Linked DNA regions of Mus musculus: region 2 is linked to region 1. A link is a loop called in an ENCODE intact Hi-C map of the cell type or tissue named here. Cell type or tissue: heart. All regions are shown on one strand. Links, peaks and the distances in the headings refer to the core of each region. The heading gives the core; the rest is flanking DNA. Region 1 holds the start of Magea8 (melanoma antigen, family A, 8). Region 2 holds the start of Magea5 (melanoma antigen, family A, 5).

What was found. A loop is a pair of places that touch in the nucleus more often than their neighbours do. Peaks named below come from ENCODE experiments on the same cell type or tissue, not always from the same donor. Only the 100,000 strongest peaks of a DNase experiment are listed, where the experiment ranks them.
Region 2: it touches region 1 in a loop (15-fold over the local background); 19 of 42 quality-filtered maps call a loop at or near these places.

The regions. Positions count from the first base shown.
Region 1 is chrX:154,981,165-154,996,939 of GRCm38, forward strand. Magea8 (melanoma antigen, family A, 8) reads right to left here and starts at 14,686. Exons shown (of 4, transcript NM_020020.4): 1 at 14,632-14,686; 2 at 13,020-13,119; 3 at 6,948-7,036; 4 at 4,611-6,012. The coding sequence starts at 5,947. The coding sequence ends at 4,985. In heart, for the core only: no CTCF peak of the experiment used is centred there; no DNase peak of the experiment used is centred there.
Region 2 is chrX:155,052,533-155,068,307 of GRCm38, forward strand. It overlaps Magea5 (melanoma antigen, family A, 5), which reads right to left and starts at 9,021. Exons shown (of 3, transcript NM_020018.1): 1 at 8,947-9,021; 2 at 2,863-2,951; 3 at 529-1,927. The coding sequence starts at 1,862. The coding sequence ends at 900. In heart, for the core only: no CTCF peak of the experiment used is centred there; no DNase peak of the experiment used is centred there.

The sequences.
Region 1 (15,775 bases), core at 4,653-12,652:
AACCCATCTCAGGGAAAAAGACAGACACTACCTCAGAGTGAAAGGCTGGAAAACAATTTTCCAAGCAAATGGCCTGAAGAAACAAGCTGGAGTAGCCATTCTAATATCAAATAAAATCGACTTCCAACCCAAAGTTATCAAAAAAGACAAGGTAGGACACTTCATACTCATCAAAGGTAAAATCCTCTAAGAGGAACTCTCAATTCTGAATATCTATGCTCCAAATGCAAGGGCAGCCACATTCATTAAAGACACTTTAGTAAAGCTCAAAGCACACATTGCACCTCACACAATAATAGTGGGAGACTTCAACACACCACATTCATCAATGGACAGTTCGTGGAAACAGGAACTAAACAGGGACACAGTGAATCTAACAGAAGTTATGAAACAAATAGACTTAACAGATATCTACAGAACATTTTATCCTAAGACAAAAGGATATACCTTCTTCTCAACACCTCACGGGACCTTCTCCAAAATTCACCATATGATTGGTCACAAAACAGGCCTTAACAGATACAAAAATATTGAAATTGTCCCATGCATCCTATCAGACCACCATGGACTAAGGCTGATCTTCAATAACAACATAAATAATGGAAAGCCAACATTCACGTGGAAACTGAACAACACTCTTCTCAATGATACCTTGGTCAAGGAAGGAATAAAGAAAGAAATTAAAGACTTTTTAGAGTTTAATGAAAATAAAGCCACAACATACCCAAACTTATGGGACACAACGAAAGCATTTCTAAGAGGAAAACTCATAGCCCTGAGTGCCTCCAAAAAGAAACTGGAGAGCACACATTAGCAGCCTGACAACACATCTAAAAGCCCTAGAAAAAAAGGAAGAAAATTCACCCAAGAGGGGTAGACTGCAGGAAATAATCAAACTCAGGGGTGAAATCAACCAAGTGGAAACAAAAAGAACTATTCAAAGAATTAACCACACTCAGAGTTGGTTCTTTGAGAAAATCAACAAGATAGATAAACCCTTAGCTAGACTCACTAGAGGGCACAGGGACAGCATCCTAATTAACAAAATCACTAATGAAAAGGGAGACATAACAACAGATCCTGAAGAAATCCAAAACACCATCAGATCCTTCTACAAAAGGCTATACTCAACAAAACTGGAAAACCTGGACGAAATGGACAAATTTCTAGACAGATACCAGGTACCAAAGTTAAGTCAGGATCAAGTTAACGGTCGAAACAGTCTCATATCCCCTAAAGAAATAGAAGCAATCATTAATAGTCTCCCAGCCAAGAAAAGCCCAGGACCAGATGGGTTTAGTGCAGAGTTCTACCAGACCTTCAAAGACGATCTAATTCCAGTTCTGCACAAATTATTCCACAAAATAGACGTAGAAGGAACTCTGCCCAACTCATTCTATGAAGCCACAGTTACTCTGATACCTAAACCACAGAAAGATCCAACAAAGATAGAGAACTTCAGACCAATTTCCCTTATGAATATAGATGCAAAAATCCTCAATAAAACTCTTGCTAACCAAATCCAAGAAAACATTAAAGCAATCATCAATCCTGACCAAGTAGGTTTCATTCCAGGGATGCAGGGATGGTTTAATATATGGAAATCTATCAATGTAAAACATTACATAAACAAACTCAAAGACAAAAACCACATTACCATCTCGTTAGATTCAGAAAAAGCATTCGACAAGATCCAACACCCATTCATGATAAAAGTCTTGGAAAGATCAGGAATTCAAGACCCATACCTAAGCATGATAAAAGCAATCTACAGCAAACCAGTAGCCAACATCAAAGTAAATTGTGAGGAGCTTGAAGCAATCCCACTAAAATCAGGGAGTAGACACGACTGTCCACTCTCTCCATACCAATTCAACATTGTACTTGAAGTTCTAGGCAGAGCAATTCAACAACAAAAGGAGATCAAGGCGATACAATTTGGAAAAGATGAAGTCAAAATATTACTTTTTACAGATGATATGATAGTATATATAAGTGACCCTAAAAATTCCACCTGAGAACTCCTAAACCTGATAAACAGCTTCAGTGAAGTAGCTGGATATAAAATTAACTCAAACAAGTCAATGGCCTTTCTCTACACCAAGAATAAACAGGCTGAGAAAGAAATTAGGGAAATAACAACCTTCTCAATAGTCACAAATAATATAAAATATTTTGGCGTGACTCTAAGGAAGTGAAATATCTGTATGATAAAAACTTCAAGTCTCTGAAGAAAGAAATTAAAGAAGATCTCAGAAGATGGAAAGATCTCCCATGCTCATGGATTGGCAGGATCAACATTGTAAAAATGGCTATCATGCCAAATGCAATCTACAGATTCAATGCAATCCCCATTAAAATTCCAACTCAATTCTTCAATGAATTAGAAAGAGCAATCTGCAAATTCATCTGGAATACCAAAAAACCTAGGATAGCAAAATCTCTTATCAAGGATAAAAGAACCTCTGGTGGAATCACCATGCCTGACCTAAATCTGTACTACAGAGCAATTGTGATAATAACTGCATGGTACTGGTAGAGTGACAGACAAGTAGACCAATGGAATAGAATTGAAGACCCAGAAATGAACCCACACACCTATGGTCACTTGGTCTTCAACAAGGGAGCTAAAACCATCCAGTGGAAGAAAGATAGCATTTTCAACAAATGGTGCTGGCACAACAGGTTGTTATCATGTAGAAGAATGCAAATGGATCCATTCCTATCTCCTTGTATTAAGGTCAAATCTAATTGGATCAAGGAACTTCACATAAAACCAGAGACACTGAAACTTATAAAGGAGAAAGTGGGGGAAAGCCTTGAAGATATGAGCACAGGGGAAAAATTCCTGAATAGAACAGCAATGGCTTGTGCAGTAAGATCGAGAATTGACAAATGGGACCTCATGAAACTGCAAAGCTTCTGCAAGGCAAAAGACACCGTCAATAAGAAAAAAGACCACCAACAGATTGGGAAAGGATCTTCACCTGTCCTAAATTAGTTAGGGGACTAATATCCAATTAATATAAAGAACTCAAGAAGGTGGACTCCAGAAAATCAAATAACCCCATTAAAAATGGGGCTCAGAAATGAACAAAGAATTCTCACCTGAGGAATACCGAAAAGCAGAGAAGCAAGCTGAAAAGATGATCAACATTCTTAATCATCAGGGAAATGCAAATCAAAACAAACCTGAGATTCCATCTCACACCAGTCAGAATGACTAAGATCAAAAATTCAGGTGACAGCAGATGCTGGTGAGGATGTGGAGAAAGAGGAACACTTCTCCATTGCTGATGGAATTGCAAGCTTGTACAACCACTCTGGAAATCAGTCTGGCAGTTCCTCAGAAAATTGGACATAGTGCTACCGGAGGATCCAGCAATACCTCTCCTGGGCATATATCCAGAAGATGTCCCAACAAGTAAGAAGGACACATGCTCGACTATGTTCATAACAGCCTTATTTATAATAGCCAGAAGCTGGAAAAAACTCAGATGCCCCTCAACAGAGGAATGGATACAGAATATGTGGTACATTTACACAATGGAGTACTACTCAGCTATTAAAAAGAATGAATTTATGAAATTGCTAGGCAAATGGATGGACCTGTTGGGCATCATCCTCAGTGAGGTAACACAATCACAAAGGAACTCACACAATATGTACTCACTGATAAGTGGATATTAGCCCAAAACTTAAGATACCCAAGTTTTGATACAATTTGCTAAAGGCATGAAACTCAAGAAGAATGAAGACCAAAGTGGGGACACTGTGCCACTTCCTAGAATTGTGAACAAAACACCCATGGAAGGAGTTACAGAGACAAAGTTTGGAGCTGTGACCAAAGGATGGACCATCTTGGGACTGCCATACCCGGGGTTCCATCCCATAATCAGCCTCCAAACGCTGACACCATTGCATACACTAGCAAGATTTTGCTGAAAGGACCCAGATATAGCTGTCTCTTGTGAGACTATGCCCCGGCCTAGCAAACACAGAAGTGGATGCTCACAGTGAGCTATTGGATGGATCACAGGGCTCCCAATGGAAGAGCTAGAGAAAGTACCCAAGGAGCTAAAGGGATCTGCAACCCTATAGGTGGAACAGCATTATGAAATAACCAGTACCCCGGAGCTCTTGACTATAGCTGCATATGTATCAAAAGATGGCCTAGTCGGCCATCACTGGAAAGAGAGGCCCATTGGACACACAAACTTTATATGCCCCAGTACAGGGGAATGCCAGGGCCAAAAAATGGGAATGGGTGGGTAGGGAAATATGGGGGAGGGTATGGGGGACTTTTGGGAGAGTATTGGAAATGTAATTGAGGAAAATACGTAATAGAAAATATTTAAAAAAACTCTAAATTTTTGGAAGATCTCAGGATCATGCTCTCATCCTATATAGATAATTTATTGACTCTGGCTTCAACTCTACCCTCTTATCTATAGGAAAATATAGACCTAGCTTCTGCCAATGACCCACTGCTAACAGAGGACTTTAGTATGAAAGGGGAACCAGTGCAGAGTTTAGTGTTACAAATGAGATTTACTGTTTTCAGGTTTAATTTTAATTTGTTAAACACAACAAGAAACTAAAGAGTTTGAGATGATGAAAATTCTTTTATTCTTGTTTTTTTTTAAACATTCACATTTTTTCCATTGCCCAGAAAGTTACAGTTTCAGTGTCTCTAGTATCTTGAGACATTTTACAAAATAATAGAGAAGTCATTCCCATTTATTTTCAAAAAAAATGACATTCAGCTAACCTGGAAAAACAACACTGCATGCACTTAAAACTAAAACTATTGGACCTTATACTACTATTATTAACATTTTGAGCTACAGAGAATCCTCAAGTCACCCAAACAGAGTGAAAATTGAATGTGTTATGCTCTCTTCCACCCAGCTATCCAATGAGGGTACAGCAATGGAATCAGTGACTCTGTCTGACCTGGGGTTAGAAGGGAAATGCCAGTACACTAGAATGTAAGCAGGTCAGAGAAGTTGGAGCATCTGTTCAAGATCCACGCCTTGGTCCTGTCTATCTCATCTTGCAATGCCTCTGCATACTTTTCAGGGTAGGCTCTGGGATGAGTCTTATTAATGCTGGCAAAAAACTGTAAGACTTTCATTTTGCTGGTTTCTGCAAAAGCCCTTGGGCCCCACAGGAACCCATAGCTAGGAGGATCACTATTGGGCACCTGCCTGTATTCCAGGTACCCTTCCTGCACAAACTCCTCAGAGATGAGCTTCCTGGGGTCTTTATGTATGTAAGGATTCCTCCCACCACACAATCCTATGTTATTCAGCATTTCCCAGATAATCTCCTCACTGACATAGTTTCCCTTCATGAAAATGACACTCAGTACAGCTATGAGGATACCTGTCTTGGGCATACCCTGGACATCAGTCATCATGCCATCATAGGTGATCCCCAGGGCAGTGACAAGCATATAGGAGTGGACAAAGGGGTCCACTTCTACCATGTCAAGGCCAAAGACCATCTTCAAGCACTCAGAGGCCTCACTAAAGATCAGAGGGTAGTACTCCTCATACTCTCTACCAATACTTTCCAACATTTCTGCTTTGGTAGGAAATGCCTTCATTTCATAGTTTAAAACCAGAAAGTCCACCAAGTCATACACCTTTGTGTTCTGTGCATTGTGCAACAAATAAAGTGGGTCTTCCAGGCCCTCTGATCCTTTGATGGAAGCTTCCTCAGATGGGCTATCAGGGATGGAGGCCAGTGCCACACAGGGAGAGTAGGCTCTCTGAGGACTCTGGGGAGGACTTGGTATTCCACTACCATACACTTTATTTGAGGTGGTGGTAACTTCCTCCTCCTGTGATGTCACCATGGTCTCCTGGTCATTGTCTAATTCCTGTTGGGCCTGAGCACTCTCTTGGAGGTTGCAGTATTGGATGTTATGGGAGTCAGCCATTGTGACTGTCCTAGGTAACAGTAGGCAGGATAGTGTTCCAATCACAGCAGGGAGGACACACAGGACTGATGGAGAAAGAAAAGAGGGTGAGTGGATTCTTAAGGCAGACCATGTCCCACAGCATTCAAAATGTCATGATACTTGAGAGCTCTGGGGGAGTGTTTTAAGGTCACAGGACACTAAGCAATCCTGGAATCTGAAAGCCTGAAACAGGAAGTTATCCTGCCATTTGGAGGGCAGCCAGAACACAGAACAGATAATCACAGGGTACCATGGGAATATTTGACACCAGGTATTGTGGAGAGTCTGGATTCTCAGTTGTTGGCTCCACTGATATGAAATAGCAGTATAGGCATCCCTGTAAGTTCTTGAGATACACAGTTTTGACCTTGTAAAAAGGTGAGGGCTCTAATGCAGAGGATGATTTTCATGTGTTCCACGTTACAATCATTATAAGAGATGCTGCCACCATCCCATAGCTGCAAAGAGCTAGTTGCTAACTTAATCCCTAGTCTTAAAACAAGGGGAGAGATGACCTGCTTTGGGGGACATGTGGTAACACTACTTAAAGTGAATGGTGTCTTCACTTAACATTTTGGGCCCTTGTGTTTTTCTGTCATTGACTTTACACTGCCCTTTTGCTGGCCTGTAGCAAACTCTTACATGTCCACCTCTCTAGAAATTAATAAAGGGTATTAAGATCATTTCATACCTGACTATACCTGTTCAAACTAAATTACAAGAAATGAGACAATTTAATGCTTTTCATGTGTCCTGAATTGTCAGACATGCAGAACAATCTCCTTCATCAAAGACAAGTACTGTACTGCTTCACCTGATGATCTGAGGCTAGTTTCTTTTAGTCACGAGCCTATTTCTGTTATAAAGTGGAAAGAGGTGAGGGAAGTTATCTATGGACCTTGGTTTCTTCACAGCCTACAGCAGGCCATGTGTGGGACATTTCCCATTTTTTGAAATGCAGGACATCTTCAGTCCTCACCTTCAGTCCTGACACTCCTGAGATCTTCCCTCTGATGACTCTAGTTAAACTCTGCTTTACCAGGATTTCAGCTCCTTGATACCAGGGACCTGTAAACAAGATAGGATGGTTAGCAAGACCTCCCCACCCAGCACTGAGTGGATCAGGGAAGTGACAAGTGTTTGTTGGGCCCATAACAGAGTTTTCCTTAACTCATACATTCGAGGATACTACCTGAAATCTCATGACCCTGGGACCCTTGTTTTTAAATATAGCTACCCACTCTATACTCATGACATCTGAGAAAGTGCCAAATCCATGTCCATCTGGATGTGTTAATGTGGATTGTTCACATGACCTGCACTCATCTAGCCTGATATGGGATTTCCTAAGACCAACTGGGATTTATTCATCTGACTTTTTCCTTATACCTTCCTTTATGTGCAGATGTCAAAAAGATCTCGTCTCTCCAAAGACTGCTGCCTTCCTGTCCAAGGTACAACTAAGCTTGCCACTTAACGCCTCTGAGTGTTAGACTCAGAATATGACCAGGCAGCACAGTCCCTTCTTTTTCAGCCTTAGACACATACAGTCCACAGAAGTACATGTATGAGACACACATAATCCTGGGACTCTGCTCTCTGTCCTCCTAAGTGGTTCCCTCTGCCACCTTGACATCACACCAAGAATCAATGACTTCGCCTCCTATATAAATCTCAGAAAAAAATCGTTACTCATAACAGACAAGCAGTCACAGCACCCACATACCTAGGAATCTCAAGAAAGTTTTTATTCATGGATTATTTGAAGTGAGCTGCACACAGTGAACCCTAGATTTTTGCCTTAACTAGGGATGTATCCTAGACTTCATTAACATAGACATCAGAAGAAAAACAAAAAAACTTCTGAAATTATACCTACTGAGGTCACAGTAGGCCAATCTGTTGTCTACCCTGGACGCCTGTCTTGCAATTCCAATTATTGTGATGCAGCTGAATTATCTAATGGGGATTCTCTTCCCTTTACCTACAGTGTGTTACCCTGGAAGTTCATGGATCCTGGACCCTATCTACTTCAATTGCTCCAAAAATGTATATAAGACAGAGTCCCCCTGAAGGACAGATCCTTACCCCTATGGATGCACCCCACCCTGTCACGTGCAGAATGGACAATGAAGAAGCACTGTTTTGAGACTCCTCAGACTAAGCATAAACTCTCACCTTGATTCCAAGGGTCTGTGTGGAGTGTTCAGAGTGCCAAATGATATTTTAAGAATATTTTCTTAAAATTCGGATCATTTCATACATTGCCTTTTAATTATATTCAACATCCCTCCTGTTAGGTTCTGAGCCTCCTTCTGATCCACAACTGGGCATGGCTGCTTACAGAGGGGAAATGTGGGGAGTTTTATTGTGCTTATCCCATGGTTCCAGCAGGGCAAATGCTGGGTAATACTGAAGCATTGAGCACTGTTCTTTAGGTGAGAAAGAAAAAGTCTGAGATGTGGGAAAGCCACAGGGGTTCCAGGCCTGTGAAGAGGTCAGGGCTTTGGGGTTCTCAGTCTCTTGGACATCCAGGCAACCTTGGCCATTGCAGAAGAGCAGGGAATGGAGTCAGAGTACTGCAAACTAGGGCTGCATCTTGCCCAGGGCTGGGGGAAATGGGGAGTAGTGGCTTGAACAAGCAAGGATGATAGGTCTTGCCTAGACTGTACTTGGCTTGGTGGCGATTGTGGCTTAAAGAACAGGGAAACATTCAAAGGGAGATTAGGATGTGACTCTGTAGCCTAAGGCCCCACAGCATATCATGGTGAAAAGAAACAGTCTGTAGTTGCAAACTGCTTATTGTCATGTAGGAAAATGTATGCTCAAAACAATACTACACATCTCATGGTGTTCCTGAAAATAAACATCTGTTCAGGGTGGAATGTCTGTGAAGGGAAGCTTATTGTCTGAGTCTTCCAGGACTCTAATTACCTCATTAGCATAGAGAACTCTGTTTTAAGCCTATGTGGCCACAGGTCATGTCTCCATGATGTGAGAAGCAGGGCACAATTTCCATTTCAGGAGTAAGGTAGGGAGCTAGGAGTCACCTAAGTGTCAGGTGTGCCCACTGAGTCTCTGGGTCCTGAAATGCTCTACCTTACCAACATTCCAGGCATGGTTTTATGTCCCAAATTCTCCCAAGTCCTCCAAGTTCCACCCACTTCTATTCTTACCAATACTTGCACTCTCATGTTTTTTAACCCATGGAGTCAAATTGATAATGCCTGAATGCACTTGGACCTGTGGCCATCCAGTGAAGCATGATAAACTAACCAGACACTGCCCATGTAAGGAAAGCAAACTCTCTCCTATGGGGCTATAAATTATATAGAGCTCCACAGCTAGGGGTGGGACTTACATACCCCAATTTATGCTGAAGATGTTGTCTAACTTGGAGCCCAGTACTCTTGATTGTTCCTACTTAATGAACTTGGGGCTAAATAGGTAGAACTGGTTCAATTTGGGGTGACTAAATCTGGAACAGGTCTTCAGAAGTCAAACCATAGCTGTCACCTTGGCATCATGCATGGCTCACCTCCTCCTCTGTCTCCAGATGACCACCAGAATTCTTTTTACTTAATGTACATGAATGTGTGACGGAATGTTTACTTAAGCACAACACATATATTACTGGTGCACACACAAGTCAGTAAATAAGGCCAGATGCCCTGGAACTGGAGTTATGAAGCAACATTTGTGGCAGGGAATTGAACCTACAGGAACAACAAGTACTGATAACCACTGAACTATCTCTCTATCTCAATACACTACATTAAAATAGGAAAAAAAATGTCTAATTCCTACAACATGTCTCCCCACATGTTGCAGATGGATCCCATAAATGTGAAGATGAATTCATCTACAATTCACCCTTACTTCTCACACAGATTACAAGCAAGACGTACCAGGACACATGAACTCCCACTTTCCTATTTTTGTTAAAGCTACAGGACTCTTTCCATATTATTTGTGGAAAGCTTATCCAGAAAGGATGCTCTTTAGGCCATCCTGAACACCATAAACTCTGACAGTAAGGCAACATTCATGCTACAGAAAGAAAATATTCTCTGTCATGCAAGTCCTTACATATAGATGGAATGGTGGGGAATGTGAACAGGACCACACATAAGAGTTCCTGCTGGGAATCAGGTTAGTGAAACAAGATTAAATGGAGGATGTCCTATACTCTAGAGCATCTGTAGTCCACCAGCAGATTACACTTGAGTCAGAAATGGACCAAGTACTTCCTCAACCAGGAAGCTCTAAAAATGGCATCTATATTTTGAGAAATCCTGGGAACCAGACTGGGGAAGAATGCAATAACTACAAGGGCCCACTCTTTGGTGTCTCCTAGACAGCAGAGCTGAAGCTGCTTTAATTGGAGACCCCCTCTTATGATAGGGGCTTTATAGTCTACTATATAATCATCTGGACTCTGAAAGCTTGTATCACCCTTCCAGAATTTGAAAACATTGTTATAGCACCCACTGAGCACCTGGATGTGAATGTGGCAGTATAGGGAGGGACTTTTCCCCCTGATTGAAGACTCAAGTGTTCTCTAACTACAAGGAATGGCAGGAAATTGTTTGGAGTCCTCCAAGTTACCTCTTGCAGATAGAGAACCTCACTCCTGCAAACCAACCTGGTTTTGCTGAAAGACTCTCAAAAGGATACAATGTAATCTGGCACTTTCTCTCCTGGATGAGGCTTCTGCAATCAACTGACAGATCACTGCTTGACTGACAAGCATACTCCTCTTTGCAATCTTCTTAAAATGCTCCAAGACAATGATTCCCAGGGGAGGGAAGGAGAGAGGCTCATTCCTACAAATGGGCCCACTGAATACCCTGTTGATCACTATTTATTAACTTTCCTAAAGCTGGGACTTTTAACACAATTCCTCATCTGGTGGTGAACCCAAGCCAAAACTTGCCTTGGAGGCTATTCCATAACTATAATTTTGCAACTATATGAATCATAATGAATATATGTGATAGGTAGGGCATATGATATGTAACCCCAAATTGGTTATGACACAAAAGTTCAGAACACAGGTTCTAGCCTGCCAGGGGCCTTAGTAATTCACCTATAGGCAGGATATACAGCCTGCATGTGAAGTTACCAAGTGGGCTGATGTAACTATTAAAAATTGCTCCTCTGTGTCTTTGACAGTGACCACAGGATGATTCCTGCATCTGAGGCCATGTTTAGTGCAAAGTTATAATGTTATGTGACCCTTTCTCTGCATTGGAGCTCTTATAGTCTCCTCTCAGGTCTAGCTTCCACTCTGAACGTGATGTAAGCCTCTTTCTAAGAAGTTCATGAAAATGCTCCTGTTCATGGTGCACAAAGGGGGAACCAGCAAGAACCTCATGCCAACAAGCATGTTATACTCAATGCAATGCCAACTGAAGGGTGAAATCTGCATTACAATTTGTCCTTGAATCCTGATGGAGACCTTTTAACTGCCCTAAGCTATCACCTAGACTCCGAAAGCATGGTATGGCTTTCTTGCTCCAAGGATTCTCACAAGATGGTGCTAAGTCTTGGAACTCTCTATATAAAGATCTGGAAGCTTGGATACAGGCTCAATCCCCACAAATCTCCTCCCACTTGGTGCAAGCCTCTGAAAATGATACAAGGAAACAGTTGGAGAAGAACCATCTAGAATCCAGCTTCCCAAAACCCACACTCATCTCCCATCTTTATATTAAAATGACTGACAAACCCTGATTTCTGAAATGGTGCCTATGGCCAGAGTCCCCAGAGAGCAATCGGGAAGGGTTTTTTTTCAATAGATGGCCCCTGTTTGATACAGTTCACATTTGCCATCCTAAAGATGGTTGGGTCATTTCTTGTCAAGCAGAGTTTTCCCAGTATTTCCTGGGAGCTCATTTCACCCAGGGTATTATTCAACCTCCTTCTTTCAAAGAACATCATAAAATAGTGACTGTAGTTAGTCCTCAGATGTTATGGAGCAAAGGGCTCAATCCTACAGGTGAGCTCTACTTGGAGCTATGCTAACAATAGGGGGTTTCTCTATTCCAAAAAAAAAAAAAAATCCTGGGAAGAAAGTAATATTTTCTCAGGGGAACCATATGTGTGAAAAGTTTTGGATTCAGCTTGAAATACTTACCTCATGAAACACAGCTAGGTAATCTCCCTTCCTGGGGTGTCACAAAATGGTACCAAATCCACAAATGTACAAGAGACAAAAGGCTTGCAAGGGGCTCTGTATCACAAGTCATCGCAAAGTTTTCATTTAACTCAGGGACACCACAAAACATTCCTGAAACCTACTTGTAACCAGATATAGATGGCTATTTGTGGGTAGACTCTTTGCACCAAATCAGTCCTAAGGCATCTATTAAACTCAAAGAACCTCAAAAAAGAGTCCTCAGCCTGCCTAGTTCTCAGATATGACAACTGGAGACCAGGCTCTTTTCAGTAAGTGTGCTCTCTTATGCTTCAGGACCACTAAAGAAAATATATCTACCAAATTATCTGTGCTTGTGGATCCTAGTAACAGTTTCAACAATCGATTTCTCCATTTTTATACACAGTGAAAATATCACATGGTCCAGCATTACTAAGAACCCGGCAAATGGAGCCTGAGAACAGAGTCCTCTGAGAGATACTAGAAGGATCTTTTTTTTTTATTACGTATTTTCCGCAATTACATTTCCAATGCTATCCCAAAAGTCCTCCATACCCTCCCGCCCACTTTCCTACCCGCCCAACTAGAAGGATCTTATTCCCACACAGCTTCCCATTTGGTGTAGGTAAGCTCATTAAAGCTATAGTGTATGGTGCTCTCCTGACACTACCAGAGATTCCATAGCACACCTTTAGAGACTCTTAGACATAGCCAGGTATTCCACTACACCTCACAGAATTTTGAAAACCACGTAATAATTTAATCTCCAAAATCATGGAATAAGGTACTCATTGCTACAAGGTAACCCAGTGGGAGCAAGGGAGATCAAAGGGACAAGACTCTATTATATGAAGAGCCACCAAGGTTTCAAAGTGAGCCATAAATTCTTACCTCAAATGGCAAGGCAAGGCGAACTCCTTTCCAAGACTCTCTCAAATGGTGCTGAGTCCACAATGTCCCTGGATCTGAGTGGAAGGTTCAGCCTCTATATCTGGAGTAAGCAAGAGATTTTGGTAAACTTAAGGAAATTCCCAAAAAGGTCCAGAGACCTCAATGTCACTAGCTATAGATTTCTGGAGAGGGTCTAATTCCACCAAGTCAGCTCTGAAGCACCCTTTAATATCAAGGAACCACAAAAAGTGCCCCCAGACTTCCAGGGCCTCTGATATGGAAACTGGGGCCCAGGAACTTTCTTTTAAGTAACCCCCTTATGCTTCAGCGAGCCAAAAGGAAACAAATCTAACTTAATTGTCTGGGCCTGGGGATCTTGGATCCACCACAAACAACCAACTCCCCTGCCTTTATCCAGATGAAAAATCTCATACATCCCACATTTCTGGGAACCTCTGACATGGTCCTAAAGGACATTATCCATAGACAGGGAAGAACGGGGGCTCATTCCTAAAATTCCTACCCTAGTTCGGTGCAGGAAAATTATAAAAACTACAGTATGTGGGACTCTCTCGCCCAAGCAGCTCGTCCACAGTACACCCTCACATACTGGGCTAACTCCTCCAAATATTGTATCTGCTTTCTCTCCTGGAACATTTGAAACGGCAACTTTAGAAACACTTTAGAATCTAGGAGTAAGAGCTCATTCCCACAAGGTTACCCCACTGGGAGCTAGCAAGGCCAAAAGAGATGAAGCTGCATTATTTGGGGGATCATCTATCCTGAAAGGGTTCAGAGTGAGCCCGAAATTCTCACCTAAACTGGCACTGCAGAGCGATCTCCCATCTCGGCTTCTCCCAAAATGGCGCCTAGTTCGAGTCCACAAAGTCTCCAGATACGATTGGCTGGCAAGGTGCTCTCTGTATCACAAGTCAGCACAGAGGTTTCCTTAAATTTAAGGTACCTCACAATAGGTTCCTGAGTCCCCCATATCACCACATATAGATGGCTGTGAGAGGTCTCATTCCACCTTGTCAGTCCTAAGGCCTCTACTGAACTCAGAGAACCTCAAAAACGGACCTCAGCCTCCCTAGTCCTCAGATATGGAAACTGCAGATCAGGCTCTTTCCAGTAAGTGGGCTCGCTTATGCTTCAGGATTGAAATGGGTACAAGCCTAGCATAAATATCTGGACCGGTGGATCCTGGATCCAGCTCAAACAAACCACTCCTCAAATTTCAGTTAAAATAAAAATATCACATGCTCTTGCATTTCTAGAAACCGCAGAATTGGTCCATAGGGATAGAGTCCCTAGATAAAGTGGGGGTAGGGACACATTCTCACTTTTTATGAGGGTATATCATTAATACCAAATTATCAGGGTCACTCTGACACAAAAAATGCTTCCACAGTCCATCCTTAGCCTCTCATTTTAAACGGACAATTGTTCCATATCTTTTCCTCAGGAATGCTTGAAGACCGCACCTTTAGACAGTCCCTACCTTCGAGGGCTAAGGAGCTACTTCCAACAAGGTTAGTGGACTGGGAGCTAGGCAGGCTAAATGGTGACCTTCCAGTCCTTAAAGGTTTCATAGTGAGCCCGAAATTCTTACCTCAACTGGCACAGCGGGGAGACCTCCCTTCCAGGACGCTCCAGAACAAAATGGCGCAGAGTCCAAAGGAAGCCGGATATGAGTGGCTTCCGAAGTGCTCTGTACCACAGGTCAGCACAGAGGTTCCGTTAAACTCAGGACGCTCACAAAAGGTTCCGGAGACCTCCATGTCCCCAGATATAAGATAGGGAGGGAATCATATACACAAGTTCTCACTGAGGCATCCTTTCAAGTCAGAGAACCGCAAAAAACAGTCCCCTCGCTCCCCTGTCTGGCAATATCAACACTAGAACCCAAGCACTTTCCAGTAATGTGATCACCATTTCATTCAGGATCCCAAAATGATACAAAACTCGCTTAATTGTCTGAGCCTCTAGGATCCTGGATTCAGCTTAAAATACCCACTTCTCAACTTTCAACCAGTATAAAAATCCCACATGCTCCTGCATTTCTGCAAACCTGGGATATGTTTCCTTAGGACCGGGTCTTAGATGAAGAGGGGTAGGAGCTGATTCCCAGGAGGGTGCTCCTCTTTGATGCAGGATACATCATTTAAAGTATAGTGTTTTTGGTTCTCAGACCTAACCAAGGCTTCCCCAGTCCACTCTTACCAGCCTTTTGACACAGCCAACTACTCCATTGCCATTCCTCAAGCAAAGGTCTAAATGATAGCTAAATTAGATAGTCTCCAGAATGAAGAAGCAGGGAACTTTCCCACAAGGGTGACCGACAGAGAGCTAGGCAGGCCAAAGGATGAAGCTGTATTATACGGGGGATCATCTGTCCTAAAACATTTCAGAGTGAGCCCCAATTTCTCTCCTCAACTGGCAGGACAAGGCAACATCCATTCTAGGAGTCACATGACATGGTGTCCAGTACACAAAGACCCCAGATACCAAAGTCTGGAGAGGTGCTGGACATCACAATTCAGAGCACAGGTTGCTCAAATCTCAGGAACCTCACAAAACGTACCTTAGGCCACCATGTCATGAGGCATAAATGACTGGGCAGGGACTCATATACCCAGTTTAACACTGAGGGTTTTGCTAAACACAAGGAAATTCATTTGCCAAACCTAAGTCTCCCTTCTCCTTCCATATGAAAAATGGAGCGCAGGCCTATTACACTGAGTAGACTTGCATTT
Region 2 (15,775 bases), core at 2,859-10,858, 70 kb after region 1:
GATCTGCAACCCTATAGGTGGAACAACATTGTGAACTAACCAGTACCCCGGAGCTCTTGACTATAGCTGCATATGTATCAAAAGATGGCCTAGTCGGCCATCACTGGAAAGAGAGGCCCATTGGACACACAAAATTTATATGCCCCAGTACAGGGGAACGCCAGGGCCAAAAAATGGGAATGTGTGGTTAGGGAAGTTGGGGGGGGAGGGTATGGGGGACTTTTGGGAGAACATTGGAAATGTAATTGAGGAAAATACGTAATAGAAAATATTAAAAAAAAAACTCTAAATTTTTGGAAGGTATGAGGATCATGCTCTCATCCTATATAGATAATTTATTGACTCTGGCTTCAGCTCTACCCTCTTATCTATAGGAAAATATAGACCTAGAGTCTGCCAATGACCCACTGTTAACAGAGGACTTTAGTATGAATGGGGAACCAGTGCAGATTTTAGTGTTACAAATGAGATTTACTGTTTTCAGTTTTAATTTTAATTTGTTAAACACAAAAAGAAACTAAACAGTTTGAGATGGTGAAAAATCTTTTATTTTTGTTTTTTTAAAACATTCACATTTTTTCCATTCCCCAGAAAATTACAATTTCAGTGTCGCTAGTATCTTGAGACATTTTACAAATTAATAGAGAAGTCATTCCCATTTATTTAAAAAAAAAATGGCATTCAGCTAACCTAGAAAAACAACACTGCATGCACTTAAAACTAAAACTATTGGACCTTATACTACGATTATTAACATTTTGAGCTACAGAGAATCCTTAAGTCACCCAAACAAAGCGAAAATTGAATGTGTTATGCTCTCCTCCACCCAGCTGTCCAATGAGGGTACAGCAATGGAATCAGTGACTATGACCTGGAGTTAGAAGGGAAATGCCACTACACTAGAATGTGAGCAGGTCAGAGGAGTTGGAGCATCTGTTCAAGATCCAGGCCTTGGTCCTGTCTATCTCATCTTGCAAAGCCTCTGCATACTTTTCAGGGTAGGCTCTGGGATGAGTCTTATTAATGCTGGCAAAAAACTGTAAGACTTTCATTTTGCTGGTTTCTGCAAAAGCCCTTGGGCCCCACAGGAACCCATAGCTAGGAGGATCACTATTGGGCACCTGCCTGTATTCCAGGTACCCTTCCTGCACAAACTCCTCAGAGATGAGCTTCCTGGGGTCTTTATGTATGTAAGGATTCCTCCCACCATACAACCCTATGTTATTCAGCATTTCCCAGATAATCTCCTCACTGACATAGTTTCCCTTCATGAAAATGACACTCAGTACAGCTATGAGGATACCTGTCTTGGGCATACCCTGAACATCAGTCATCATCCCATCATAGGTGATCCCCAGGGCAGTGACAAGGATATAGGAATGGACAGAGGGGTCTATTTCTACCATGTCAAGGCCAAAGACCATCTTCAAGCACTCAGAGGCCTCACTAAAGATCAGAGGGTAGTACTCCTCATACTCTCTACCAATACTTTCCAACATTTCTGCTTTGGTAGTGAATGCCTTCATTTGGTATTTTAAAACCAGAAAGTCCACCAAGTCATACACCTTTGTGTTCTGTGCATTGTGCAACAAATAAAGTGGGTCTTCCAGGCCCTCTGATCCTTTGATGGAAGCTTCCTCAGATGGGCTATCAGGGATGGAGGCCAGTGCCACACAGGGAGAGTAGGCTCTCTGAGGACTCTGGGGAGGACTTGGTATTCCACTCCCATACACTTTATTTGAGGTGGTGGTATCTTCCTCCTCCTCGGATGTCTCCATGGTCTCCTGGTCATTGTCTAATTCCTGTTGGGCCTGAGCACTCTCTTGGAGGTTGCAGTATTGGGTGTTATGGAAATCAGCCATTGTGACTGTCCTAGGTAACAGTAGGCAGGATAGTGTTCCAATCACAGCAGGGAGGACACACAGGCCTGATGAAGAAAGAAAAGAGGGTGAGTGGATTCTTAAGGCAGACCATGTCCCACAACATTCAAAATGCCATGATACTTGAGAGCTCCAGGGGAGTGTTTTAGGGTCACAGGACTCTAAGCAATCCTGGAATCTGAACGCCTGAAACAGGAAGTTACCCTGCCATTTGGAGTGCAGCCAGGTCACAGAACAGATAATCACAGGGTACCATGGGAATATTTGACACTAGGTATTGTGGAGAGTCAGTATTCTCAGTTGTTGGCTCCACTGATATGAAATAGCAGTATAGGCATCCCTGTAAGTTCTGAGACTACACAGTTTTGACCTTGTAAAAAGGTGAGGGCTCTAATGCAGAGGATGATTTTCATGTGTTCCACTTTGCAATCATTATAAGAGATGCTGCCACCATCCCATAGCTGCAAACAGCTAGTTGCTAACTTAGTCCCTAGTCTTAAAACAAAGGGAGAGATGACCTGGCTTGGGGGGCCTGGGGTAACACTACCTAAAGTGAATGGTGTCTTCACTGATCATTTTGGGACCTTGTGTTTTTCTGTCAATGACTGGACACTGCCCTTTTGCTGGCCTGTAGCAAACTCTTACATGTCCAACTTTCTAGAAATTAATAAAGGGTATTAAGATCGTTTCATACCTGGCTATACCTGTTCAAACTAAATTACAAGAAATGAGACAATTTAATGGTTTTCATGTATCCTGAATTGTCAGACCTGCCAAACACTCTCCTTGATAAAAGACAAGTACTGTACTGCTTCAACTGATGATCTGAGGCTAGTTTCTTTTAGTCAGGAGCCTATGTCTGTTATAAAGAGGAAAGAGGTGAGGGAAGTTATCTATGGCCTTTGATTTCTACACAGCTTACAGCAGGCCAGGTGTGGGACATTTCCCATTTGTTTAAATGTAGGACATCTTCAGTCCTCACCTTCAGTCCTGACACTCCTGAGATCTTCCCTCTGATGACTCTAGTCAAACTCTGCTTTACCAGGGTTTCAGCTCTTTGATACCAGGGACCTGAAAAAAAGATAGGATGGATAGCAAGACCTCCCCACCCAGCACTGTGAAGATCAGGGAAGTGCAAGTGTTTGTTGGGCCCATAACAGAGTTTTCCTTAACTCATACATTCGAGGATACTACCTGAACTCTCATGACCCTGGGACCCTTGTTTTTAAATATGGCTACCCACTCTGGTCTCATGACATCTGAGAAAGTGCCAAATCCATGTCCATCTGGATGTGTTAATGTGGATTGTTCACATGTCCTGCACTCATCTGGTCTAATATGGGATTTCCTAAGACCAACTGGGATTTATTTATCTGACTTTTTCCTTATACCTTCCTTTATGTGCAGATGACAAAAAGACCTCGTCTCTCCAAAGACTGCTGCCTTCCTGTCCAAGGTACAACTAAGCTTGCCACTTAATGCCTCTGAGTGTTAGACTCAGAATATGACCAGGCAGCACAGTCCCTTCTTTTTCAGCCTTAGACACATACAGTCCCCAGAAGTACATGTATGAGACACACATAATCCTGGGACTCTGCTCTCTGTCCACCTAAGTGGCTCCCTCTGCCAACTTGACATCACACCGAGAATCAATGACTTCGCCTCCTATATAAATCTCAGAAAAAAATCTTTAATCATAACAGACAAGCAGTCACAACACCCACATACCTAGGAATCTCAAGAAAGTTTTTATTTATGGATTATTTGAAGTGAACTGTATACAGTGAACCCTAGATTTTTGCCTTGACTAGGGATGTATCCTAGACTTCATTAACATGGACATCAGAAGAAAAAAAAAAGAAAACTTCTGAACTTATACCTACTGAGGTCACAGTAGGCCAATCTGTTTTCTACCCTGGACGCCTGTATTGCAATTCCAATTATTGTGATGCAGCTGAATTATCTAATGGGGATTCTCTTCCCTTTACCTACAGTGTGTTACCCTGGAAGTTCATGGATCCTGGACCCTATCTACTTCAATTGCTCCAAAAATGTATATAAGACAGAGTCCCACTGAAGGACAGATCCTTACCCCTATGGATGCACCCCATCCTGTTAGGTGTAGATTGGACAATGGAGAAGCACTGATTTGAGACTCCTCAGACTAAGCATAAACTCTCACCTTGGTTCCAAGGGTCTGTGTGGAGTGTTCAGAGTGCCAAATGGTATTTTAAGAATATTTTCTTAAAATTTGGATCATTTCATACATTGCCTTTTAATTATATTCAAAATCCCTCCTGTTAGGTTCTGGGCCTTCTTCTGATCCACAACTGGGCATGGCTGCTTACAGAGGTGAATTGTGGGGAGTTTTATTGTGCTTATCCCATGGTTCCAGCAGGGCAAATGCTGGGTAATACTGAAGCATTGAGCACTGTTCTTTAGGTGAGAAAGAAAAAGTCTGAGATGTGGGAAAGCCATAGGGGTTCCAGGCCTGTGAAGAGGTCAGGGCTTTGGGGTTCTCAGTCTCTTGGACATCCAGGCAACCTTGGCCATTGCAGAAGAGCAGGGAATGGAGTCAGAGTACTGCAAACTAGGGCTGCATCTTGCCCAGGGCTGGGGGAAATGGGGAGTAGTGGCTTGAACAAGCAAGGATGATAGGTATTGCCTAGATTGTACTTGGCTTGGTGGCGATTGTGGCTTAAAGAACAGGGAAACATTCAAAGGGAGATTAGGATGTGACTCTGTAGCCTAAGGCCCCACAGCATATCATGGTGAAAAGAAACAGTCTGTGGTTGCAAACTGCTTATTGTCATGTAGGAAAATGTATGCTCAAAACAATACTACACATCTCATGGTGTTCCTGAAAATAAACATCTGTTCAGGGTGGAATGTCTGTGAAGGGAAGCTTATTTTCTGAGTCTTCCAGGACTCTAATTACCTCATTAGCATAGAGAACTCTGTTTTAAGCCTATGTGGCCACGGGTCATGTCTCCATGATGTGAGAAGCAGGGCACAATTTCCATTTCAGGAGTAAGGTAGGGAGCTAGGAGTCACCTAAGTGTCAGGTGTGCCCACTGAGTCTCTGGGTCCTGAAATACTCTACCTTACCAACATTCCAGGCATGGTTTTATGTCCCAAATTCTCCCAAGTCCTCCAAGTTCCACCCACTTCTATTCTTACCAATACTTGCAATCTCGTGTTTTTTAACCCATGGAGTCAAATTGATAATGCCTGAATGCACTTGGACCTGTGGCCATCCAGTGAAGCATGATAAACTAACCAGACACTGCCCATGTAAGGAAAGCAAACTCTCTCCTATGGGGCTATAAATTATATAGAGCTCCACAGCTAAGGGTGGGACTTACATACCCCACTTTATGCTGAAGATGTTGTCTAACTTGGAGCCCAGTACTCTTGATTGTTCCTACTTAATGAACTTGGGGCTAAATAAGTAGAACTGGTTCAATTTGGGGTGACTAAATCTGGAACAGGTCTTCAGAACTCAAACCATAGCTGTCACCTTGGCATCATGCATGGCTCAGCTCCTCCTCTGTCTCCAGATAACCACCAGAATTCTTTTTACTTAATGTACATGGATGTGTGACTGAATGTTTATTTAAGCACAACACATATATTACTGGTGCACATACAAGTCAGTAAATAAGGCCAGATGCCCTGGAACTGGAGTTATGAAGCAACATTTGTGGCAGGGAATTGAACCTACAGGAACAACAAGTACTGATAACCACTGAACTATCTCTCTATCTCAATACACTACATTAAAATAGGAAAAAAAAACAAAAATGGCTAATTCCTACAACATGTCTCCCCATATGTTGCAGATGGATCCCATAAATGTGAAGATGAATTCATCTACAATTCACCCTTCTCACACAGATTACAAGCAAGACCTACCAGGACACATGAACTCGCACTTTCCTGTTTTTGTTAAAGCTACAGGACTCTTTCCATATTATTTGTGGAAAGCTTATCCAGAAAGGATGCTCTTTAGGCCATCCTGAACACCATAAGCTCTGACAGTAAGGCAACCTTCATGCTACAGAAAAAAAATATTCTCTGTCATGCAAGTCCTTACATATAGATGGAATGGTGGGGAATGTGAACAGGACCACACATAAGAGTTCCTGCTGGGCTTCAGGTTAGTAAAACATTGTTAAATGGAGGATGTCCTATGCTCTAGAGCATCTGCAGTCCACCAGCAGATTACACTTGAGTCAGAAATGGACCAAGTCCTTCCTCAAACAAGAGGCTCTAAAAATGGCATCTATATTGGGAGAAATCCTGGGAACCAGACTGGGGAAGAATGCAATAACTACAAGGGCCCACTCTTTGGTGTCTCCTAGACAGCAGAGCTGAAGCTGCTTTAACTGGAGACCCCCTATTATGAAAGGGGCTTTACAGTCTACTATATAATTGTCTGGACTCTGAAAGCTTGTATCACCCCTCCAGAATTTGAAAACATTGTTATAGCACCCACTGAGCACCTGGATGTGAATGTGGCAGTATAGGGAGGGACTCTTCCCCCTAAATGAGGACTCAAGTGTTCTCTAACTGCGAGGAATGGCAGGAAATTGGAGTCCTCCAAGTTACCTCTTGCAGATGGAGAAACTCACTCCTGCAAACCAACCTGGTTTTGCTGAAAGACTCACAAAAGGATACAATGTAATCTGGCACTTTCACTCCTGGATGAGGATTCTGCAATCAACTGACAGATCACTGCTTGACTGACAAGCATACTCCTCTCTGCAATCTTCTTAAAATGCCCCAAGACAATGATTCCCAGGGGAGGGAAGGAGAGAGGCTCATTCCTACAAATGGGCCCACTGAATTACCATCTGCATACCCTGTTGATCACTATATATTAACTTTCCTAATGCTGGGACTTTTAACACAATTCCTCCTCTGCTGGTGAACTCAAACCAAAAATTGTCTTGGCGGCTACTCCATAACTATCATTTTGCAACTATATGAATCACAGTGAATATATGTGATACGAAGGGCATCTGAATGTAACCCCAAAAAGGTTTTGACCCAATATTTGAGAACACAGGTTCTAGCCTGCCAGGGGCCTTAGTAACCCAGTTATAGACAGGATACACAGCCTGCATGTGAAGTTACCAAGTGGGCTGATGTAACTATTAAAAATTGCTCCTCTGTGTCTTTGACAGTGACCACAGGATGATTCCTGCATCTGAGGCCATGTTTAGTGCAAAGTTATAATGTTATGTGACCCTTTCTCTGCATTGGAGCTCTTATAGTCTCCTCTCAGATCTAGCTTCCACCCTGAAAGTGATGTAAGCCTCTTTCTAAGAAGTTCATGAAAATGCTCCTGTTCATGGTGCACAAAGGGGGAACCACCAAGGACCTCATGCCAACAAGCATGTTATACTCAATGCAATGCCAACTGAAGGGTGAAATCTGCATTACAATTTGTCCTTAAATCCAGATGGAGACCTTTTAACTGCCCTAAGTTATCACCTAGACTCAGAAAGCATGGTATGGCTTTCTTGCTACAAGGATTCTCACAAGATAGTACTAAGTCTTGGAACTCTCTATATAAAGATCTGGAAGCTTGGATACAGGCTCAATCCCCAAAAATCTCCTCCCACTTGGTGCAAGCCTCTGAAAATGTTTCAAGGTAACAGTCGGAGAAGAACCATCTAGAATCCAGCTTCCCAAAACCCACACTCATCTCCCATCTTTATATTAAAATGACTGACAAAACCTGATTTCTGAAATGGTGCCTATGGCCAGAGTCCCCAGAGAGCAAGCGGGAAGGGGTTTTTTTCAATAGATGGCCCCTGTTTGATACAGTTCACATTTGCCATCCTAAAGATGGTTGGGTCATTTCTTGTCAAGCAGAGTTTTCCCAGTATTTCCTGGGAGCTCATTTCACCCAGGGTATTATTCAACCTCCTTCTTTCACAGAACATCATAAAATAGTGACTGTAGTTAGTCCTCAGATATTATGGAGCAAAGGGCTCAATCCTACAGGTGAGCTCTACTTGGAGCTATGCTAACAATAGGGGGTGTCTCTATTCCAAAAAAAAAAAATCATGGGAAGAAAGTAATATTTTCTCAGGGGAACCATATGTGTGAAAAGTTTTGGATTCAGCTTGAAATACTTACCTCATGAAACACAGCTAGGTAATCTCCCTTCCTGGGGTGTCACAAAATGGTACCAAATCCACAAATGTACAAGAGACAAAAGGCTTGCAAGGGGCTCTATATCACAAGTCATCGCAAAGCTTTCATTTAACTCAGGGACACCACAAAACAGTCCTGAAACCTACTTGTAACCAGATATAGATGGCTGTTGGTGGGGCAACTCTTTGCACCAAATCAGTCCTAAGGCATCTATTAAACTCAAAGAACCTCAAAAAAGAGTCCTCAGCCTGCCTAGTTCTCAGATATGGCAACTGGGGACCAGGCTCTTTTCAGTAAGTGTGCTCTCTTATGCTTCAGGACCACTAAAGAAAATATATCTACCAAATTATCTGTGCTTGTGGATCCTAGTAACAGTTTCAACAATCGATTTCTCCATTTTTATACACAGTGAAAATATCACATGGTCCAGCATTTCTAGGAACCCGGCAAATGGAGCCTGAGAACAGAGTCCTCTGAGAGAGACTAGAAGGATCCTTTTTTTTTATTATGTCTTTTCCTCAATTACATTTCCAATGCTATCCCAAAAGTCCTCCATACCCTCCCGCCCACTTCCCTACCCGCCCAACTAGAAGGATCTTATTCCCACACAGCTTCCCATTTGGTGTAGGTAAGCTCATTAAAGCTATAGTGTATGGTGCTCTCCTGACCCTACCAGAGATTCCATAGCACACCTTTAGAGACTCTTAGACATAGCCAGTTATTCCACAGCTACACCTCACAGAATGTTTGAAAACCATGTAATAATTTAATCTCCAAAATCATGGAATAAGGTACTCATTGCTACAAGGTACCCCAGTGGGAGCAAGGGAGATCAAAGGGACAAGACTCTATTATTTGAAGAGCCATGAAGGTTTCAAAGTGAGCCATACATTCTTACCTCAAATGGCAAGGCAAGGCGAACTCCTTTCCAAGACTCTCTCAAATGGTGCTGAGTCCACAATGTCCCTGGATCTGAGTGGAAGGTTCAGCCCTCTATATCTGGAGTAAGCACAGAGATTTTGGTTAACTTAAGGAAATTCCCAAAAAGGTCCAGAGACCTCAATATCAATAGCTATAGATTTCTGGAGAGGGTCTAATTCCACCAAGTCAGCTCTGAAGCACCCTTTAATATCAAGGAACCACAAAAAGTGCCCCCAGACTTCCAGGGCCTCTGATATGGAAACTGGGGCCCAGGAACTTTCTTTTAAGTAACCCTCTTATGCTTCAGCAAGCCAAAAGGAAACAAATCTAACTTAATTGTCTGGGCCTGGGGATCTTGGATCCACCACAAACAACCAACTCCCCTGCCTTTATCCAGATGAAAAATCTCATACATCCCACATTTCTGGGAACCTCTGACATGGTCCTAAAGGACATTATCCATAGACAGGGAAGAACGGGGGCTCATTCCTAAAATTCCTACCCTAGTTCGGTGCAGGAAAATTATAAAAACTACAGTATGTGGGACTCTCTCGCCCAAGCAGCTCTTCCACAGTATACCCTCACATACTGGGCTAACTCCTCCAAATATTGTATCTGCTTTCTCTCCTGGAACATTTGAAACGGCAACTTTAGAAACACTTTAGAATCTAGGAGTAAGAGCTCATTCCCACAAGGTTACCCCACTGGGAGCTAGCAAGGCCAAAAGAGATGAAGCTGCATTATTTGGGGGATCATCTATCCTGAAAGGGTTCAGAGTGAGCCCGAAATTCTCACCTAAACTGGCACTGCAGAGAGATCTCCCATCTCGGCTTCTCCCAAAATGGTGCCTAGTTCAAGTCCACAAAGTCTCCAGATACGATTGGCTGGCAAGGTGCTCTCTGTATCACAAGTCAGCACAGAGGTTTCCTTAAATTTCTACCTCACAAAAGGTTCCTGAGTCCCCCATAACACCACATATAGATGGTTGTGAGAGGTCTCATTCCACCTTGTCAGTCCTAAGGACTCTACTGAACTCAGAGAACCTCAAAAACAGTCCTCAGCCTCCAAAGTCCTCAGATATGGAAACTGCCGATCATGCTCTTTTCCAGTAAGTGGGCTTGCTTATGCTTCAGGATTGAAATGGTTACAAACCTAGCATAAATGTCTGGGCCGGTGGATCCTGGATCCAGCTCAAACAACCCACTCCTCAACTTTCAATTAGAATAAAAATATCACACGCTCTTGCATTTCTAGAAACCGCAGAATTGGTCCATAGGGATAGAGTCCCCAGATAAAGTGGGGGTAGGGACACATTCTCACTTTTTATGAGGGTATATCATTAATACCACATTATCAGGGTCACTCTGACACAACAAATGCTTCCACAGTCCACCCTTAGCCTCTCATTTTAAACGGCCAATTGTTCCATATCTTTTCCTCATGAATGCTTGAAGACCGCACCTTTAGACAGTCCCTAACTTCGAGGGCTAAGGAGCTACTTCCAACAAGGTTAGTGGACTGGGAGCTAGGCAGGCTAAATGGTGACCTTCCAGTCCTTAAAGGTTTCATAGTGAGCCCGAAATTCTTACCTCAACTGGCACGGCGGGGAGACCTCCCTTCCAGGACGCTCCAGAACAAAATGGCGCAGAGTCCAAAGGAAGCCGGATATGAGTGGCTTCCGAAGTGCTCTGTACAACAGGTCAGCACAGAGGTTCCGTTAAACTCAGGACGCTCACAAAACGTTCCGGAGTCCTCCATGTCCCCAGATGTATGATAGGGAGGGAATCATATACCCAAGTTCTCACTGAGGCATCCCTTCAAGTCAGGGAACCGCAAAAAAAAGGCCCCTCGCTCCCCTGTCCGCCAATATCGACACTAGAACCCAAGAACTTTCCAGTAATAAAATCACCGTTTCTTTCAGGATCCCAAAATGATACAAAACTCGCTTAATTATCTGAGCCTCTAGGATCCTGGGTTTAGCTTAAAATACCCACTCCTCAACTTTCAACCAGAATAAAAATCCCACATGCTCCTGCATTTCTGCAAACCTGGGAAATGTTTCCTTAGGACCAAGTCTTAGATGAAGAGGGGTAGGAGCTGATTCCCAGGAGGGTGCTCCTCTTTGATGCAGGTTACATCATTTAAACTATAGTATTTTTGGTTCTCAGACCTAACCAAGGCTTCCCCAGTCCACTCTTACCAGCCTTTTGACACAGCCAAGTACTCCATTGCCTTTCCTCAAGCAAAGGTCTAAATGATAGCAAAATTAGATAGTCTCCAGAATGAAGAAGCAGGGAACTTTCCCACAAGGGTGACCGACAGAGAGCTAGGCAGGCCAAAGGATGAAGCTGTATTATACGGGGGATCATCTGTCCTAAAACATTTCAGAGTGAGCCCCAAATTCTCTCCTCAACTGGCAGGACAAGGCAACATCCATTCTAGGAGTCACATGACATGGTGTCCAGTACACAAAGACCCCAGATACCAAAGTCTGGACAGGTGCTGGACATCACAATTCAGAGCACAGGTTGCTCAAATCTCAAGAACCTCATAAAACGTACCTTAGGCCACCATGTCATGAGGCATAAATGACTGGGCAGGGACTCATATACCCAGTTTAACACTGAGGGTTTTGCTAAACACAAGGAAATTCTTTAGCCAAACCTAAGTCTCCCATCTCCTTCCATATGAAAAATGGAGCGCAGGCCTATTACACTGAGTAGACTTGCATTTGCCTCAGGACAACAAAAGGATATATGTCTAGCTTATATGTCTGAGCCTGTGGATCCTGTTATCCCTTCCCAAAACACACACCCTGCATTGCATGCACACTAAAATGATCATATGAGTCTGCATTTCCCAGAAACCAAGAAGTTGTGCTAAAGACATAGTCCCCTGAGAAGGAACAATGGTGGCTCATTGCCATAATACTTGTCCTTACCCTGTCCTGTGATGTCTATGGTCCCTCATTGCATATGAGAGCATCCAAACTCTGTTCCAAGTTCCTCCATCACCATGCAAACTGTGCAGCTTTTACCCTGTTCTGAACTGATGAAGAATATGAGGAGGTTCTTTTGTATTAGGGCGATAGAATTGAAGGAGTAAAGACTCACAGGCCAATTCATAGAAGCAGACGGTTTTGGTCCAGTGATTCTCACAAGAGTATAGCTATAGTGTTTGGGGACCCTCTGTGGAACTTCACATTTGAACTTTTAGGTCTTACTTTCAGTATCTCTGGAAATCCTAGAAATTGTTCCATGAGTGCAGTCTAGGGACAGGTCTTGGGTAAGAGCAAATTCCAATAACTACACCAGGTTTTCTGATTTACTGACCTCAGGAGAGCCACTGTACCTTTTGGGATTCTTCCCTCTGGATCAGAGCAACTTTGACTATGAAAATAGGCTTTGGGAATATTATAAAGAATTTTAGACTTCCCCAATAACTTGTGTATGTATGAGAATGTGTAAATGATGCTCATTTATGTTATTTGAACCCAGCACTTTGGAGCAGAATTAAATTATTTAAGATAGTTCTTTCTAGTGTGCCATTTCAGTACACCTTTAGTTTTCCACTGAAATCCAAATAGGAATCCATCTAATACACACACACACACACACACAGAGAGAGAGAGAGAGAGAGAGAGAGATAGAAACATACATACATACATACATACATACATACATACATACATACACACACACACATACATCTTGAAATGAGCTGATGTTCTAGTTGAGAAATTATTATAAATGAGTGTGGAAAGTCAAGGAATCCTGGGTGAAAGTATAGACTGGATTAAATTCTGAGTGAATGTGTTTAGTTTGAAGGGGTCAGAATCATACCAAGGACACTAGTTCCATATATACAGAGAAGCATGAGAAGAGAAAAAGATATCCTCTGGGTCAAATGGAAATCTGGTCAGGAATCTGAAAACACACAGCCAAAGCTTCTTCTTCAGAGATGGCTGCAATCTGAGATTGATCCCCAAAGAACTTCCAAAGAATAATGGAAACATATGTGAAATATGTTTCTCATTCATCAGAATGCACATGTTCAATGTATCCAGGAATTGCTGTACCTGTGTCTCTGTGTCTGATTTTTGTTTTGTTTTGTTTATTTCTTGTTTTCTTTTTAATCCCCATGATACTCATATTCCCAGGAATAAGCTCTGTTACCTGCATAAGATATAAAATAATAATGTAAAAATGAATGTATGATCAATATCTTAAAAGAGCATGCTCACAAATTAAATCCAGAAAAACAAACTAAACTAAAATTTCTACCTGTCTAAAAAATATATTGATTTTTTTAAAAACATTTTTTATTGCGTATTTTCCTCAATTACATTTCCAATGCTATCCCAAAAGTCCCCCATACCCTCCCCGCCCCACTCATCTAACCACCCATTCCCACTTTTTGGCCCTGGTGTTCCCCTGTACTGGGGCATATAAAGTTTGCGTATCCAATGGGCATCTCTTTCCACTGATGGCCGACTAGGCCATCTTTTGATAGATATGCAGCTAGAGTCAAGAGCTCTGGGGTACTGGTTAGTTCATAATGTTGTTGCACCTACAGGGTTGCAGATCTCTTTAGCTCCTTGGATACTTTCTCTAGCTCCTCCATTGGGGGCCCTGTGATCTATCCAATAGCTCACTGTGAGCATCCACTTATGTGTTTGCTAGGCCCCCGGCATAGTCTCACAAGAGACAGCTATATCAGGGTCCTTTCAGCAAACGCTGAAAGGGATGGGTTATGGGATGGATCCCTGGCTATGGCAGTCTCTAGATGGTCCATCCTTTTGTCTCAGCTCCAAACTTTGTCTCTGTAACTCCTTCCATGGGTGATTGTTTCCAATTCTAAGAAGGGGCAAAGTGTCCACACTTTGGTCTTCGTTCTTCTTCAGTTTCATGTGTTTTGCAAATTTTATCTTATATCTTGGTTATACTAAGTTTCTGGGCTAATATCCACTTATCACTGAGTACATATCATTTGATTGTGTTACCTCACTCAGGATGATGCCCTCCAGGTCCAAACATTTGCCTAGGAATTTCATAAATTCATTCCTTTTAATAGCTGAGTAGTAGTACTCCATTGTGTAAATGTACCAAATTTTCTGTATCCATTCCTCTGTTGAGGGGCATCTGATTTCTTTCCAGCTTCTGGCTATTATAAATAAGTCTGCTATGAGCATAGTGGAACATGTTTCCTTCTTACCGGTTGGGACATCTTCCTGATATATGCCCAGGAGAGGTATTGCAGGATCCTCCAGTAGTATTCTGTCCAATTTTCTGAGGAACTGCCAGACTGATTTCCAGAGTGGTTGGACAAGCTTGCAATCCCACCAACAATGGAGGAGTGTTCCTCTTTCTCCACATCCTCACCCCTAGGATGCCTCTAGGAGGCCCCTAGGAAAGGCTGCCTGCATGTGTCTTTTTGTTGTTAAACTGCTGCAGTGACCACATACAACTTTCCTTGGCATTATGCAGCACTGGAAATGTATATTAGGTAAAAGCTTCATCTGACTTGTACTAGTCCAGAGCTCCTCATCACTTGTGAGTTGAGATTGTGACTGGCATGCCTGAGCTCATTTTCTCCTTTGTTCCTCTCAATATTCCCCAGGAGCTCGGGCTTGTCCCTCAGGAAGCTGGAGTTCTCATAGATTTAAAACAAATGTACTAGGTTAACCAGGTACAAATGCAGCAAAACTTACTCACATTTTCCTTGTCTATAGGAAGATGGAGAAAAATGGCTCACCTTTCTGTCTAGAGGTGATATGTGTTGCAGCACGACATTTATAAAAAGCAATGACTTATAGATAAAGTTGTCTGAATATCTATGTGACATTAACTGGCTTCCAAGAACCTGCCTGCATGCCTGCGTGTCTCCCTGCCTGACTGCCTTCTTGCCTGACTGTCTGACTACTTGTGTGCCTTCCTGCAAGCATAAATTAGGTCAAATTCAGCCCAACAATGCCCTTCAGTAGTGCGGTTTTACTGTGTTCAAAGCTATGGGTTACACTTTTCTTTCTTTAGATTCTGGGGCTCTTCCAGGCTTGAGTGATATGCTTCAGAGGTGTGCCTGCTCCTTTTATCAGGGTACTGCCCAGGTGTATAGCTGACTTTTTGTCAACTAATTTACTCTCAATAAACTCATTGCATAAAAGTCTTGGGCAAGTGGAAACATCCCTTTGCTCTGTAAGTGTTCTCTGTATCTGGAAAGAAATCCTTTCTTGAAATCTACTTGATAAATCCCATGTGACACAAGGGACCAATTAGTGACTAGCAGAAAAATAAGATGGCATAAAGAAATGGCCAGTCCATCTTCTGTGGTATGGAATGTTGTGTCTCTAGTGATTGTAATGATTATGTGTCCTCTGTTAGGCTTATAAGATATCCAATTGACTTTGAGGCATCTCCCTAAGGTTGAACTGACCCATGGCAGAAAGACAAGAGTAAATAGACATGAGGAAGAAAACTCCTTTCTTTACATAAGACACAGCTTCAAAAACGCATAAAGACAGAGGGTGATCCAAAGGTTAAAAATGTTTCTTTTCTGAATTTTGAGGTGAGGAACATAAGGGAGAACAGGAAAAAAAACATGATAGGTCAGAAAACTGCACTATGTGGCAATATTTACATGAAATACAGGAGGCTGTTGGCAGTTTGCTCATGAACCAAATGTCCTGGGATAGAGGTGTTGGGAAGGCCATCTGGGCAGCCTCTTGTGTGGCAGGTGGAGAAGAGAGCCCTAGAAGGGCAAATTGATCAGGAGGTGGGAGTTGAGGACCATAGCCCAAACCAAACTGT